Regions from separate parts of the Homo sapiens genome. Here region 1 is linked to region 2. The links are chromatin contacts, found by Hi-C in ENCODE. All regions are on one chromosome and are shown on one strand. Each heading gives the region's core, a stretch centred on a gene start or an enhancer-like site at or near the end of the contact. The rest is flanking DNA. Distances are from core to core; before and after follow the strand shown. Region 1 holds the start of OR8K5 (olfactory receptor family 8 subfamily K member 5). Region 2 holds the start of TRIM51 (tripartite motif-containing 51).

Region 1 (3,077 bases), core at 522-3,021, 280 kb after region 2:
CATCCATGTTTAGAGCAGGGAAATTAGCAATTGCAGTAGTATGTAACCAGCCTAAATGTCCATCAACCAACTAGTGGATAAAGAAAATGTGAGATCTATATATATATATATACACACACACACACACACACATATATATCTCATGAAATCCGAAAATCTGATTACTCATTGAAAATCTGATATATATAAAGAAAATGTGATATATATATGACAAAAAGTGGACTCATATAACCAGAATATGATATACATATCACATTTTCTTTATATATACCATATATATATCAAATGATATATATAGATATCACGTTTTCTTTATCTATATATATGTGTGTGTGTGTGTATATATATATATATGTATATATATATATGATGGAATACTACTCACTTATAAAAAGGAACAAAATAATGGCATTCACAGCAACCTGGATGGAGCTGGAGACCTTTATTCTAAGTGAAGTAACTCAGGAATGGAAAACCAAATATCATATGTTCTCACTTATAAGTGGGAGCTAAACTATGAGGATACAAATAGGTAAGAATGACATAATGTATTTTGGGGACACAGGGAAAAGTGTGCAGTGTGGGCGAGGGATAAAAGGCTACACATTGAGTACAGTGTACACTGCTCAGGTGATGAGTGCACCAAAACCTCAGAAATTACCCCAATGAACTTATTCACATAACCAGAAACCTCCTACTTCCCAAAAATTATTGAAATAAAAAACAATTAAAAAAATTTGAAAATTGGAAAATTTATATACACATGAAAAATTATCAAGTGACATTAATCTATATTATATATTTATTATAACAATATTACAAATTGATTATTAAACACAAAGTTGACATCAATTCTCAAAGAGCTTATAGAAGGCATTTTTCACCTCTTCGTTTCTTAAGCTGTAAATCAAAGGGTTAAGCATGGGGATTACTAAAGTGTAAAACACAGAAGCCATTTTATCAGTATCAAAGAAGTGAGTGGAATTGGGCTGCATGTACATGAAGAGTAGAGACCCATAGAACACAACCACCACTGTCAAATGGGAACCACATGTGGAGAAAGCCTTTTTCCTGCCCTCTGCAGAATGCATTTGACATATAGCTAACAAAATCAACATGTAGGACACTAAGACTATCAGAAAGGAGGAGATCAAATTAAATACAGAAAATAGTATGCTCAACAATTCTATTTCCTGTGCATTTGAGCAAAGCATAGGTAGCAAAGGAACATCATCACAGTAAAAATGACTGATGACATTAGAGCCACAGAAGGTCAATGTAAAAATCTTAATAGTGAACATCAGAGCCTGAAATGTGCTGTAGAGATATTGAATGCCCACCAGTACATGACACAGTCGCTGAGACATAATAACATAATAGAGCAGAGGGTTACAAATGGCCACATAGCGGTCATAGGCCATGGCTGACAGGATGAAAAATTCACTGATAATGAACATAAGGAAGAATGCCAGCTGTGCAGCACATGCATAATAGGAAATAGTATTTCGATCCACAACAAAATTTGCCAGCACCTTGGGACAAATGACAGTAGAATTACCAAGATCAACAAAAGCCAAATGTCTGATAGAAAAGTACATAGGTGTATGTAAGTGGGAGTCCAGTTTGGTCAAAATGATCATAGTTAGGTTGCCCACCACTGTGATTAGGTAGATGACGAGGAAGACTCCAAAAAGGGGAATCTGCAGCTCAGGCCGCCTTGTGAGTTCCATCAGAATGAATTCAGTTAGCACTGTTAGATTGTGTTGGCCCATTTAGTCCAGTTATCTCTTCTAGGAAGAAACAGTTGGGTTATTAGCTGTTCCATGTAGTGCTATTTAAACAAATTATAATATTTGTAGACAGAATAGATTGTTATTCACAATAGATAATAGAAACATTATTTCTACATTTGATTCAGAAATGAAATATAAAGCAAAATTTTCTACTTTCCTAAAAGAGGAATTCATGTAAAATACATGCACTGAAACAACATAGATTAAATAGTTTCATCAATATTTGAAGTATATCGGTTAATAACACAGCCATATAGGTATTATTACAAAAAGATTATGCTCTTTTCATCTGCACAATGGTATCATGATTTTCTTTTGTTCACTTCCACTTTTGTTGTAAAACTTTTCTGTAATTTTGATATTCTCAAAGACAGAGGTAGAGATGGCAATAAGATAATGAAGGTTAAGATTTGGGGTCCCTCATTTGCACTTCCAGGGTCTTGTGTGGGGACTTACGAATGCACGCAAAAATGATATATCTTTGTAAAATTTCAAATGTAAGATATAATAATCATGATCAATTAAGGCTGCTTTCTGTTTTCATTCCAACTTCTAGTATATCACACTTCAACTAATATCATAGTGACTTGACATTTCTGCAAGCATTGTGGGATCTAGCTAAAGAAGGATTGAGTTAATAATAGTTTATTTGATGTTCAATGGATATGTTTATATCATTCAGACACTATGATATTTATCACTGAATAATACTACCTATTCTGACTTAAGAATGTCTTCTAAGGATACTCTTGCCACCTGTATGCTGAGATGCATTTGGCATTTGATTAATTAACATACTATATTAATAAATTTTATATAGTTTGTGGCCATGGGTTTGTTTACTAATTACAATTTAAAGCTAATTTTCTATTCTAAATAAATATTCCCATTTATCTTTCAACTTGTATGTGTAATTTTATCTAAAAAGTCAAATTCTTCTAAGCTTCAAGACACATAATCTGGATCCACTTCTGCAAAAACATGATTTAAATCAATATTCAGTGATGACTATTTAATTATATGTACTTTATTTTCTGTAATAAAACACTGTGAAGATGGTAGGTTCTATAAATCATTTAAATAATTTGAGAATTTAGGACATCATATATTAGTGAATGACTTTTTTTCTGGAATTGTACAGTGGAGTATTCATGGAGATATAATACTGTAATTAAAACTATTTCAATGAAAAGTACTTCTCCCTTTATTTAAAAAATACACGGGAAGTCAATAAAAGAAAGTGGAACGTCCCTGATACAGATAGTGAAGATGTCTTAGCCTATT
Region 2 (2,896 bases), core at 82-2,581:
AGGACAAAAATTAACAATTAAAAAAATTAGTAGGTTTATATTAATGAGGACTTCTGTGTTTCAAAAAACATGATACAAGAATTGAAATGCAAACAATTAGTGGAGAAAGATATTCACCTGAACATATATAAAATAAAATGCAATACATGTGCATGATGAATACTTAAAATGTATTTTAAGTATTTTTCCAGATTCTTCCAGAGTGGCACAGAATAAACTTGGATGGCAGAGTCAATGATGAGATTAGCTGTGGAAATGGGAAACCGTTTTTTGGAGGCAGTAGTAATGCTGCGAACTTATGAAAACAACCAAGTATTCAGTAGCAATTAAAATGTGTCTCCATAAGATTATTTTACAGATGCGTATCTGAAATCTGAAATTTGGGAGAACATTCTACTAATGTTCTCCAGTGAAAAAATACAGCTGGAAGAAAGAAGGGAGGGAAGATGAAGGAGAGAGAAATAGAATGCATTTGAGAGAAAATGCTATTTAGACTAAAATAGAATACTGCAGATACCATGACAAAGTGGTTAAGGTGTGTCTTATGGAGCAGAAATGGCAGCAAATACCACAGTAAAGAGATTTACCATTGGATTGTTAGTTCCGGCTTTTATTCTGTCAATGTTGTGGCTTCTAAACACATCAGTAATCTCCTTTGATCCATGTGCTAATTAACAACCAACACTCTGCCCCCTCTCCCAGATTCTTTCATCATTTTAAACCTAATCTAATTCTAATCCGGATGGTCACTGTAACACATGTAATCACCTAAGAATTTTAAAAATATTTTTGATGAATAAATGAAAAATTAGCTAGGTGCAATGGCATAAACCTCTAGTCTTTTTTACTTTGAAAGCTGAAGTGGGAGGATTACTTGAGCCCTGGAATTCAAGGCTGCGGTGAGCTAAGACTGTGCCACTGCACTCCAGAGGGTGAAACTTTCTTTGGTATAAATAAATAAATGTGCACTTAGAGGAATGCTTGTGCCTTGGGAAGAAACTCAAGAAACAGTTTAATCAACTTAGTTAATTTCTAGCATATGTTTACTCTGATAAGATTGATGATAGATATGCCTCATTCAGGCAGTGGTTTTTACAATGATAGTGTGATGCTAATTTAATCAGTGATGAAAAGGCGTGTACTAAATATTGCATAAACCTAATCATCTCTGTCTCCACCTTTCTTAATACCCTAAATATCACTAAATAGGTGGTTGTGGTCTTCAAAGATTCACCTAAATGGATGTAGAAGAGACAAGCTCATATTTCTCCAGAGGAGGACAGCACTTAGAGTTAACTGCATTCAAGTGATGACCTCTGAAAGTCAACTCTGCAGGGAATGAGCTCCTGATCTTGGGGAGTACTTAAAAGAATTTTTTCTTGGAAGAATTACTGCAGGAAACATTCATAGAACCTTGGGGTGAGTGCAACTTCTATGGAGAAAATTATTTCTCTCTTCCTTTAAAATAGTAAATTACAGTGATAAAAATATCTAACTGTCTAAACTTACCGAATGATCTTATTTGTAACTCATATTATTGCTATTCATTTTATGACATGAGGTTATGACATGAGGTTATTGTTGTCATTTTGTGTGTTCCAAAAGTGTTTGATATATTTTTGAAAAATTTTAGATATCTAGTGTTTGCTGCAATAGATTTGTATGCATCATGGGTATATGGAATTCATATTAAAACATATATATGTGTACTGCATGTACTAATATTGGTACACTTAATTAAGTAAAAAAGGATAATTATTGAATACTGTAAATGTTGTGCTTTCATAACCTTAAGCTTTTAGACATGATTTTAAGTTACTGAGGCAATGATGAGTTAAAAATGGTGATACTAAAGGAAATAAGAATGCTCTCCAAAATACCCTAGCTTAGAAATCAAAACACGATTGTTTAGCAGATAACTGTATAAGGAATGATTTGATACTTGATACTAGCTGTCATTTTAATTGAGGTTTACCTCAGATGAAACTGTGAAAAATTCCTTGAAATGGCTCAGATGGCCTCTGAAAAATATTTGCAATTCTTAAATTTTCACTCTTGGCACTTAAATTCAGCAGTGTTTAGTAAAAGAGAGTAAGGTAAAGGACTTCAAACTGCCAAGGCAAAGATTACAGTTTGTATTGGTCAGGGTTCTCCAGAGACACAGAACCATAGGATGTGTACATAACTATAACTATATATATATATATATATATATATACACATACCAAAAATACTTACAATTGTGGTACAATTGCCTATCGTATACCATACAGGTTTGTAGCCTAGGAACAATATGCTATACTGTATACCATAGGTGTGGTTTGTGTAAGTATACCCTATGATGTTCAAACAATAACGAGACTGTCTAACGCGTCCCTCAGATCATATATCTGTCCTCACTCTACACATGACACTGTACAGGAGAGGAAGTCCACTAGGGGAATTTGTTCCCTTGATTATGGAGTCTGAGAAGTTGAACATAGGCTGTCATTAAGGTAGTGTCCTGGAGATACCAATATCCTGGCTGAGTTAGAATCAGCTTCAGGAGAAAGAGAGGAAACTGCCTTGTCTCTGCCCTTTATCTTCAGTCTGAGCTACCAGCTGATTGGATAGTGTCCACCCACACTGAGGGCTGCTGTTGCCCACTCAGCTCACCAACTTACATGACTCTCCGGAAACACCTTCACAGACTCACCCAGAAATCATGCTTTACCAATTCTCCATGTATTATTTAATCCAGTCAAGTCAACACCTATAATTAACCATAATACCATAGTAATATAATGATATATATTTCAGTTTTTAAAAAACTGACTATATGTCAGTTCATAGTTTGAGTAGCCCAAAGAAGAAGTTAATTTAAGCCATAAGAAAAATAAACCCAACATTTTTCATT

The links. A loop is a pair of places that touch in the nucleus more often than their neighbours do.
Region 1: a map of sciatic nerve shows a loop between it and region 2 (27-fold over the local background). The contact joins the promoter of OR8K5 here to the promoter of TRIM51 in region 2. A Hi-C loop is called at or near these places in 1 of 168 maps with a recorded cell type or tissue (sciatic nerve).

The regions. Positions count from the first base shown.
Region 1 is chr11:56,158,546-56,161,622 of GRCh38, forward strand. It overlaps OR8K5 (olfactory receptor family 8 subfamily K member 5), which reads right to left and starts at 1,772. Exons shown (of 1, transcript NM_001004058.2): 1 at 849-1,772. The coding sequence starts at 1,772. The coding sequence ends at 849.
Region 2 is chr11:55,881,966-55,884,861 of GRCh38, forward strand. It overlaps TRIM51 (tripartite motif-containing 51), which reads left to right and starts at 1,332. Exons shown (of 7, transcript NM_032681.4): 1 at 1,332-1,419.